Regions from separate parts of the Homo sapiens genome. Here region 1 is linked to region 2. The links are chromatin loops, found by intact Hi-C in ENCODE. Cell type or tissue: GM12878. All regions are shown on one strand. Each heading gives the region's core, and the rest is flanking DNA. Links, peaks and the distances in the headings are about the cores only.

Region 1 (5,380 bases), core at 148-5,147, 120 kb before region 2:
TTCAGTGACAGGATGCAGTTAGTTCCTAAGTCAGTGGTCAGCAAACTTTCTCTACAGAGGGCCAGAGAATGAATATTTTAGGAATTATTATATAGGGGCAATACAGTCCCTGTAGCAACCAAACTCTGCAGTTAATGGTACAGAAGCAGTTACAGACAATACGTGAGTGAATGGCTGGGTTCCAATAGAACTTGTTGTTTGTTTATTTGTTTTTTGTTAGAGATGGAGTTTTGCTCTGTTGTCCAGGCTGGAGTGCAGTGGCTGCAGCCTTGAACTCCTGGGCTCAAGTGATCCTCTTGCCTCAGCCTCCAGGAGCACCTGGGACTACAGGCACACGCTACCATGCCCAGCTCCAATAGAACTTGACTTTCTTAGTTTATTTATCTTTATAAATAGAGATGGGGTCTCACTGTGTTGACCAGGCTGGTCTCGAACTCCTGGCCTCAAGCCATCCTCCCATCTCAGCCTCCCACAGAGTTAGGATTACAGGTATGAGCCACTTCGCCCAGCCAGAACTTGACTTTCAAGCACAGATGCCAGCTGGATGTGGCCTGAGTGTCATCGTTTGCTTTGTCCTCAGAGGTTCTCTCACTCCCTCTCCTGCCCCTCTCTTGTCCACTCCACATATGTCAGGTAGACGAGTTATTTCAAAGAGTATGAGACAATCCTGAAAAATGCACATGACAGGAGTCTGCAATCCTCCTCCCTGTCTTACCTTCCAAGTGGGGAAGGTGTGAGTTTTGAGTCTGTTCTGGCTCAGCTTTTGCTGAGCAGATTCTGAATCGGGGCAGAGAAGAAAACCATGATACTAAAGACCCCAGCCAGGTCAAGGGGACCTGTACAATAAAGACCAGAAAGTGGGAACGGGACAGAGTAAACCAGAGAGGACCACCAGGCTGGAAGAGCTTGGGAGAGATAGAGGAAGCAAATCAGAACTGGAGAAGCTTGAACTTGAAGGATGGGGAGGAAGGGCAGGGCTACCTCAATTTGAGAGAGCTGCTTGGCACCTGAAGAAGCAAGTGTAGAGAAAGAACAGCAACTCAATGTCAAGATTTCAAGTTGTGCTGATGGGGAGGCTGGCTCTGGCCTCCTTTGAGTGACTCCAGGGAAGATTTTAATTGCACTTTGGTTTTCTTGGTTGATGGATGGAGACACAGTGCTAATGCCGGGTGAGCTTTATGAGGGTGGCACATAGGTGGCACTCCCCTCCTCATACCCATCACCGCTTCCGATAGCACTAAGAATGGAATCCCAGTGTTCACCTGGCTGGCATGACTGGCATCCTGCCCCTCCTGCCCTTCCGGCCTGCCATTCATTATACTTGCCACCCTTTTTCTCCCTCAGAGCCTCAGATGTCACTCCAGGCCTTTAAACATGTGGCTTCCTTATCCGGGAATGCTCTTCCTTTCGTCTCTTTCTCTCCTGCACAGTTCAGCTTAAAGTCACCTTTTCAGGAAGACTTTCCCTACCCCAATGTGAGTAGCCCTGCCCCTCATCCCCATCCTTCAAGTTCAAGTTTCTCCAATTCTGATTTGCTTCCCCCAGCACCGCATACCCGGTGCCCAGGGCTGGCCTCACCATTGTAGGTGTGGAATCAATACTGGCTGAATAAATGAACCATATATAGGCAGCGCATACAGATGTGTGCTACACATTTTTTTATTCATCCAGCAAATATATATATATATTTTATATATATATATATATATATTTTTTTTTTGAGACGAAGTCTCATTCTGTCACCCAGGCTGGAGTGCAATGGCATGATCTCAGCTCACTGCAACCTCTACCTGCTGGGTTCAAGCAATTCTCCTGCCTCAGCCTCCCGAGTGGCTGGGATTACAGACGTGCGCCACCACACCTGGCTAATTTTTGTGTTTTTAGTAGAGACCAGGCTGGTCTTGAACTCCTGACCTCAAGTGATCTACCCGCCTCGGCCTCCCAAAGTGCTGGGATTACAGGCATGAGCCATGGCGCCCGGCCCATCCAGCATATTTATTGAACACCTGCAATTACCGGCCAGGTACTGAGCTCAGCCCAGGTAATACAAATTCAGTAAGACACTCTCTCTGTCCTCAAGGAGCATGCAGGACACTGGGTGCTAAATACATGATCACAGTCTTCTTGCTTTCATTTCCTTTACTTCTGGAAAGCCTGATTCAGAGATAGTTGGAGAAACCTCAAGAAACACAAATTTTATTTCCTAATTTACAGTGCAGACCAGGATTTCTCAACATCAGCATTGTTAGAATTTGGGGCTAGATAATTCTTTGTCGTGGGGGCTGTCCTGGTCATTGGAGGAAGTTTGGCAGCATCTCTGGCGTCTGCCTACTAGAGACCAGTAGCATCCCCATCCCAGTGGTGGCAACCAAAAATATTTCCAGAGAACCAGTGGTCAAGGTGGAACCAGCTGTCCCGGAACAGAACCCCAAGTGACCTGTGTCTTTGAGACCCTGAAACAAGCCTAGAATCTGGAAGTAGAATGAGAAAGGAAGAAACACCCCTGGCACGCTCCCAACAGAACATAAACAACACAGACACAATGTAAACACCAACTATTCAAGGCCACTAGGGAACAGGTCTGAAATGACAGAACAGAAACCAGGATGCTGAAACCACAAAAACGACGAAATGGCCCCCTCTTTCGACACACACGAGCGCTGGCTGCTCCTCCACCGATGATCCCTCAAGCTCCCTTTATTTCCTCCCCTTCCAGATAAAGACCATCAAGCTACCCCTAGCAACAAATTACCCTCACTTCCTGACAACATCTTAGCCCTCCTGTAGAGTTACTCAAGAAAATACAGGATGCTAAGTTAAATTTAAATTTTATTTTATTTTTATTTATTTTATTTTTTTGAGACAGAGTCTCGCTCTGTTGCCCAGGCTGGAGTACAGTGGCACAATCTCGGCTCACGGCACGCTCCGCCTCCTGAGTTCATGCCATTCTCCTGCCTCAGCCTCCCGAGTAGCTGGGACTACAGGGGCCCGCCACCATGCCCGGCTAATTTGTTGTGTTGTTAGTAGAGACGGGGTTTCACCGCGTTAGCCAGGATGGTCTCAATCTCCTGACATTGTGATCCACCCACCTAGGCCTCCCAAAGTGCTGGGATTACAGGCGTGAGCCACCGTGCCCGGCCAAATTTAAATTTTTGATAAATAATGAATAATGTTTTTTAGTATAAGTATGTGCTAAATATTGCATAGGATATACTTATGCCATATCTGGAATTCAAGTTTCACTGGTGTCCTGTATATTTTATTTGCTAGATCTGCAACCCCACCTTCCTTAGAATTACCCAGCGCAAGCAGAAACCCTGTAATGAGCTCCCCCAGCTCCCTCGGACTGAGAACCTCCTATGCCTCTGTCAGTGGGCATTCTCTCTGTCTGCACAAGCTCATAAACCTAACTTTGAGGAAGGATGTCCTCCTGGTGGCCTTTGAGAAGAATCATCCCCACCTTTTGCTATAGGAAACTCAGAGATGGCCATCGGAAAGAGGTAGTGGTGGGTGGCCAGCAAAGGACAGCGGTGAGGGACAGGTGCAGTGGGAAAGTTCAGAGAGGCTCAGCTCACTAGCATCCAGCCCAGGGAGCACTCCATGGAAGGTGGTGGGAGGAGAGACTGCCTGAGTCTCATTTCTGAGCTGGCTGAGGCACAGAGTCAGCATCTCAAGGACTCAAGGAGAGTCGGAGGAGTCCAATGAGTGCTGGGTCCTGTCTCTATGAAATTCCTCCCAAGTTTATATACAGTGTCCACGGAGCCACCACATACTTCACAAACTGTGTGGCAAGTTCTTCATGCCTCAGTTTTCTTAACTGCAAAAGGGGGATAATAATATTGTGAGGATTAAATAAGTTAATGGTTTTAAAGTGCTTAGAACAATGCCTGGAACAGTGTGTTTGCTCAATTTTTTTTTTTTTTTTTTTTTTTTTTTGAGACAGAGTCTCGTTCTGTCGCCCAGGCTGAAGTGCAGTGGTGCCATCTTGGCTCATCACAACCTCCGCCTCCCGGGTTCGAGTGATTCTCCTGCCTCAGCTTCCTGAGTAGCTGAGATTACAGGCGCCTGCACCACACCCGGCTAATTTTTGTGTCTGTAGTAGAGACGGGGTTTCACCATGTTGGCCAGGCTGGTCTCAAACACCTAACCTCAAGTGATCTGCTGGCCTTGGCCTCCCAAAGAGCTGGGATTACAGGTGTGGGCCACCGCACTCGACCTGTTTATTAGATTAAACATAAATATTACAAAGTAATTGAATAAGGAAGAAGGCTGGGCTGTGCCTAGGGAGTGGCACCAAAATAGTTGATTTTACCTAAATGTCAAACAACAAAATGTCTGTTTTTTCCATTTGATCATTTGTTCCTTTGGCTAATGGCAGTGTATACCAACAACGGAGTTTGAGTGTTCATTTTCCCCAGGGTTTAGTTGGCAGGGGGAAGAGCCGCCCCTCAATCGTAGCACACTGATTGTGCTAGCACCCGTGGGTAAATGACAAGGTCGGGTGTTCGACGCTGGGTGGGGCACTTTTGCCAGTGCATGTTGCAGGGTTCTGTTCGGCTGAGTCACCCTGCCTCTGAGGATGTCCACCCATGTATCTGTGTGCAGATGCTTTTGAGAAAGCAAATAAAATGTGGGGACGGGGGTGGGGGAAAGCAGACAGAAAAAGACACCAGTAGTAACACCAAGGCTTGCAGAGTTATTGACTGAAATCATCAAAATACTGTATCTGACCAACAGACAGTTACAATCCAGCTGGTAAGGTGGTATCATTCCATTTTCCAGAGAAGGACATGAAGCTAGGTTGAGAATGAAGACGTTTCTATGCTTTTTGTATAGTGCCGTTCACTCATTGAAATACAGGGTCTGGAGCAGTGGTTCTCCCACCTGGGTGAACATCAGAATCACCAGGAGAGAGCTGGGCCTTATCCTGCAGTTTCTGATTCTCTGGGTCTGGAGTGGAATCCAAGAAGTACATTTCTTTTTTTTTTTTTTTTTTTTTTTTTTTTGAGACAGAGCTCTTGTTGCCCAGGCCAGAGTGCAATGGTGTGATCTCGGCTCACTGCAACCTCCGCCTCCCGGGTTCAAGCGATTCTCCTGCCTCAGCCTCCCAAGTAGCTGGGATTACAGGCATGCGCCACCACGCCTGGCTCATTTTGCATTTTTAGTAGAGACGAGGTTTATCCATGTTGATCAGGCTGGTCTGGGACTCCCGACCTCAGGACATCTGCCCACCTTGGACTCCCAAAGTGCTGGGATTACAGGCGTGAGCCACCACACCCAGCCTAATTTTTGTTGTTGTTTTTGTTTTTTCTTTTTTTTTAATGTAGTAGAGACAGGGTCTCCCTGTGTTGCCCAGGGTGGTCTCTAATTCCTGGGCTCA
Region 2 (5,380 bases), core at 244-5,243:
TTGCTGAGATCGCACTAAGTATTTTTAATCTAAATGTTAAATTCTACAATAAAAACACAATAACTTATTTGGAAATACAAGTTAGGGAGGGGTGTAGTACTTTACATTACTGATAGAGGAAGTCTTCCTCTATTTGGAAAAGACCATCACCTGGGATAGATGGAGTAGATCTGAGATTGTCTTGTGTAATGCATAGGGTAGTAACATGGTTGCCAGTAAGCACATGCTTGAGTCAAGCAGTTTAATACCTGAACTGTCTATCCTCCCCTTACTAGATCTATGTCTCTGGACCTGGAGCTTAAAATACAAAATCCAGAAAGCATAACATAATGATAGCACTAGCTACCACTTATTGAGCACTCAGTATATGCTTGACATTGTATTAAGCCATTTATGTCTATTATTTCATCCAATCCTTGCCATAACCTTCATAACAACAGATGAGGCAACAAAGGCATGAGAGATAAATTTACTTGCCTGTGGTCACACAGCCAGTAAGTGAGGGAGCCAGGATTCAAACCATCTGACTCCATGACATTAATCACTACACTTTTGCCATCAGGAATAAAATCTTCTCCCTCTAGCCCCGCATTTGAGGTCATTTCTCTCTCTCTCTCTCTTTTTTTTTTTTTTTTTTTTTTTTAAGATGGAGTCTTGCTCTGTCGCCCAGGCAGGAGTGCACTGGTGCGATCTCAGCTCACTGCAACCTCTGCCTCCTGGGTTCAAGCAATTCTCCTGCCTCAGCTTCCCAAGTAGCTAGGATTACAGCTGCACGCCACCATGCCCAGCTAATTTTTGTATTTTTTTAGTAGAGATGGAGTGTCACCATGTTGGCCAGGCTGGTCTCGAACTCCTGACCTTGTGATCTGCCTGCCTCGGCCTCCCAAAGTGCTGGGATTACAGGTATGAGCCACTGTGCCCAGACAGTCATTTGTCTTTATTATGGCCTAGAATGTTAAATATGTTTGCTCACCATAGAATTAACTTGAGAGCTACCCAATGTTGGGTTTCATTAGAAATCCTTGAGACCAGCAGCCACATTTTTAGTCCCTATGTCCTTTTAGCTTTATCCCATCCAGAAACAAAATAAATAGCTCTCCAGTAACCTATCCTATCATTTACTTTCACCAAAAGCAATAGATACATAAAGCTTTGCAAGTACAAAAACAGAAAATCACTGGAAAATAACTCAATTCTTTTCCACTGGAAAGGTTAGCATGTAAGCTAAATCTAGAGAGGAATATAATTCTTCCCCAAAGAGACATGTTCTGTCCTATCAACTTCCGCTATAAAAATTATCCAAAACAGCACTACCGCAAAAGGTATTAGGCATAGTCACTACACTTTCCCTAGAAATGATGGCTTCATGCATCTTCACGCTTCATGCATCCTCATTATCTATTGCTATATAACTAGTCACCGCAAGACTCAGTGGCTTAAAACAATAATCATTTTATTATTGCCATGGTTTCTGAGTGTCTGGAATTCAGGAAGGGCTTGGCTGGGTTGTTCTGGCTCAGAGTCTCAAATGTGGTTGCAGCCAGATGGTAACTGGAACTGGAACAAAAGGCAGAGTGTGTGGGGGTGGGGAACGGGAAGGTATGGCTGGAACAGCTGGAGACTGCTACGGTATCTCTCTCTTTCTTCATGTAGCTTCAGGGCTTTGTCATGTGATCTGTTTGCCCGGGGCTAGTTTGGGTTTCCTCATAGCATGGTAGCCTCAGAACAGTCTAACTGCTTGCATGGCAGCTCAGCACTCCAGCAAGAATGTACCAGACAGCAAGGTGGAAATTGCACTATCTTTTTCTTTCCAAATTATCCTCAGAAGTAATGCAGTATTATTTCTGCTGCATTCTATTGGGTACAAGTGAGACACAAACCCACTCAGACTCAAGAGACAGGCATTCAACTTTACCTCTTGATAAGGAGGTGCCTAGGAGAAGGTGTGGGATGGGTGATGACATTGTGGCTATGTTTAGAAAAATACAATCTGTCCCACAGACTGAAGTTAGCAATGCACTGGAAATCTCACAGAGGGGGAAGCCATTCCCATTCTCATTTTTCACATGTATAAACCAAGGCGAAGCATTTCTAAGCTGCTTGTGGTCACACAGAGGCAGGGAAGAAACTATCACATGTGTTACTTTGACATATATACAACTTTAATGATGAATATAATGTATGAAAATTACTTTTTAAAGTATAAAATACGGCATCATTTATGGTAGTCATTCATTACAATTTGAAAACATCTCTGAAAAGTTTATCTCTGAAAGTTTGACATATTACCAAGGAGAATGAAGCTCTCCTTGGAAAGTTTAATCCACTCAACTTGATCTTCCCTGGGAAAGTATTTGGGTATTTCCTAGTCTCATATAATAGAGAACTTGGCAAGTAAAAATGATAGCCAACATTGGCCTTGCACAATGTTCCCCACTGAAATAGCCAGTACGCTTATGGATAAGAAATGCTTGCCTTGGGCTGGGGTTTAGAAAACATAGGCCTGTGGATGGGAAAAGGCAACAGTTCTTGTCCATCTACTGTCCACTGAAAGGATGTCCTGCCTGGCAGCACAAAAGCATCTGCAAACTGAATTTCCCCATTTCCTCTCCGGAGTTCAGTCAACTCTCATTTCACTTCATCCTGGGTTTTGCCCATTTTAGTTCTGATTTTTTTATTAAAGGTTGGGTTTTTTAGCATATGAAAGTTCTTATGTTAGGACATTTAATTAGTGGTGGAATGTCATTAGTTTTCTTTTGCTCTGGTGTGTGTGTGTGTGTGTGTGTGTGTATGTAGAGGGGTGAGAACATTGACTAGCTGAAATGCTTAGATTCACAAACTCGTTTCTTCTGATTGCAGCTTTGCTTGCACGTTGTCTGCCACTTTCTGCTCCTTTTGTCATCTATTTTCTTTACTGGATCGTGAGTGAGAGTTGATGTAGGCAGGGGACAGCGTGTGGGTGGTTAGCCAGGTTTCTTGATTCAGATGCGCCCTCTACCGTTGATAGAGTGAAGTGTAATTTCTTTATTGTGCTTACTCTGGAAGAGGGGAAGCATGTCTGATTTTGCGGTTTTCTTTGATCTCTGAAGGACCCTTTATTTTATTCTTTTTGCCTTCTTTCTGGATATCACCAAGTCTCCAAGGGGCAGTGCCCTTCCTAGTTTCCCTCCTCTCTCCCAGTAACCTCGCCTTTCCTACGGCTGTAGCCTCCAGTCTCACACTGTCTGGTATTCCCACTCAGGATGGGGCCTGTCCTTCCAGGGGTAATGTGATCTGGGCTGCATCACCCCGGGCTATGCACACTCCTGCCCTTCTCCACTTGTCCTCTGTGGTCCCCGCCCAATGCTCTAGACAGGGGCGGGCTCCGGAGCCTGCCTGGCTGGACCTGGATACTTCTCTCACTACTTACAGGAAATTTGAAGTCTGTAGAATTTTGTCTCTTAGTAATCCTGAGGGCTTGTGTAAACAATGGTTTTATTTGCTCTATTTGTTGATTTGGGTAAATTTTTTTAAGTTATGGTAAGAGATTTGGATGCAGGCAACCACCATTATTCTACTGAAATTCAGAGTTCCCTATGTGTTTAAATAATAATGCCATTTACTGTGCTAAAACATCCATTTACCCAAATCTATTTGCTCTTCACAATACAAGCATTTCTTAGTGCAACAGTATATATAGCTTTTTAAACAAGGAACCCTTTGTAATAACTAAATGCATACACACACACATACACACACACACACATAATTGTTTAAATTCCTTTCTGACCACTATAGCATACTTGAAGCTACAATTCTTAGATATCATCAGCCATCACCAAAACAAGCAAACTTCCTACATCAACTGCATCAGCAAAGGGCACAGCACCCTTGATAGCATCTGCTGTCCTGAATAAAACTACAGGTTGCAGGAGTTGCTGGCAAAGCCGCATGTGATTTTCCAGTTGCCTTGGGGTAGCAGGCAATTGGCCAATTTCAAGCAGCGCCATCCGGTGCCACGTGCCAGCCCTGCTCTGACACACTGTGTCCGTCAGTGTCTCACTGTGCTAACCTGGCCTCGGCCCTGGAGTAGACACTGCAGGTGCTGCTCGTGTCCCCTCTTCCACGACAGCCTGCTGGACTCCACACAGCCAGCATCCCCGTCTCCTTGCCTGAGGGTTCCTCTGGCTCTTGGAATGAGCTTTTCCCAGGGAGAGGCCTGAAATGCTGGGAATCAGTTCCCAGACCCCAGTAGCCCTCAATCTACAACTGATGAGAGCGAGTGTGAACACCTGCCCTGCACCTCCCACACCTCCACCCCTCGTGGGATAGTCAGCTTCCCGGCAGGGGTAAGCTCTAGCTGTCCATGGGGTAAATTATTGATAATACACTCCATATTGTTGCCTCCCTCCCTTGCCTCACCTCCCCACTTTCCTAGGGGTTTCCTGGGACCGCCTTCCCCATCAACTACTTGCATTCTAATCAAATCCTTGTTCAGAGCCGGCTTCGGGAGGAATTCAGATCCAGACAGCTCCCCAGCTCAGGGCCTCACCTCCAGCCACCCAGAGCCTTTGCCTGGACAGGAATCACCCAGGTCAGAGACAGCCCCAGCTGGGTCCCCATCCAAACAGGGCAGGAATGAGAGGGGACGCCCAAAAACCTGGGGGTCTAGGGAAGCTCAGGAGAAGGCCCTGATGAGAGTTTGCAGAGAACCCTGGTGTGGCATGGCTGAGACTCAAAGGGGCAGTGATGGGGAAGGCCATCTACAGTCCATGACAAAGGCCTGTGCACACAGTAACTTCTCTGCTGATGTTTGTGGGATTAATAAATGAGCAGGAATTTAGTTTGAGAAAACCGTATGAATATAAACCCTGTTAAACACAGAAAGTTTTTCCAGTTACAACTCTAATATAACAAATATTTGTTGTGTTATGATCTGATACAGCAACACACTACCACCAGGATGAGCGAGAGCTGGGATTTATAGACTCCCACCCACCACCAACGTGGGGCACTCAAGAGAACCCACCACTGACCATAGGCGGCCGCTGCTTTGAATTCCTGGGTGGGGTCACATATTAAGAGAGATGGAAATGGTTTAAGCTTGTCTTCAGACACTCACTGTCCAAAGCTGCTAGGCATTCTAGGCTCCTCCTGTTGCAGGCCTGAGCTGGACAGCCAGCATACAGGTAGGCAGGGGATGCAGTCAAACCGTCAAACACCTGTTGAATGGCCATGAAGTCAATACATCTCTGTACCAGGTAGGAAATACCTTAATAATTAAGACAAGGGACAGATCAACTTGAGTGATGCTTTAGAAGAGGCCAGACTAGCACATGAAGCTGATGAGTTTGGTTCATGCCAAGTAGGAGGAAGGGAGGCATTTAGAACACAAGAGAAG

The links. Peaks named below come from ENCODE experiments on the same cell type or tissue, not always from the same donor. Only the 100,000 strongest peaks of a DNase experiment are listed, where the experiment ranks them.
Region 1: it touches region 2 in a loop (3-fold over the local background); 5 of 110 quality-filtered maps call a loop at or near these places.

Annotation. Positions count from the first base shown.
Region 1 is chr20:19,900,572-19,905,951 of GRCh38, reverse strand. All of the region lies in intron 3 of RIN2 (Ras and Rab interactor 2), which reads right to left. Among named protein-coding and RNA genes, the nearest start is that of NAA20, 110 kb to the left of the region's middle. In GM12878, for the core only: a CTCF peak has its summit at 2,640; a DNase peak (open chromatin) is centred at 2,590.
Region 2 is chr20:19,782,686-19,788,065 of GRCh38, reverse strand. All of the region lies in intron 1 of RIN2 (Ras and Rab interactor 2), which reads right to left. Among named protein-coding and RNA genes, the nearest start is that of RIN2, 27 kb to the right of the region's middle. In GM12878, for the core only: a CTCF peak has its summit at 2,986; a DNase peak (open chromatin) is centred at 2,975.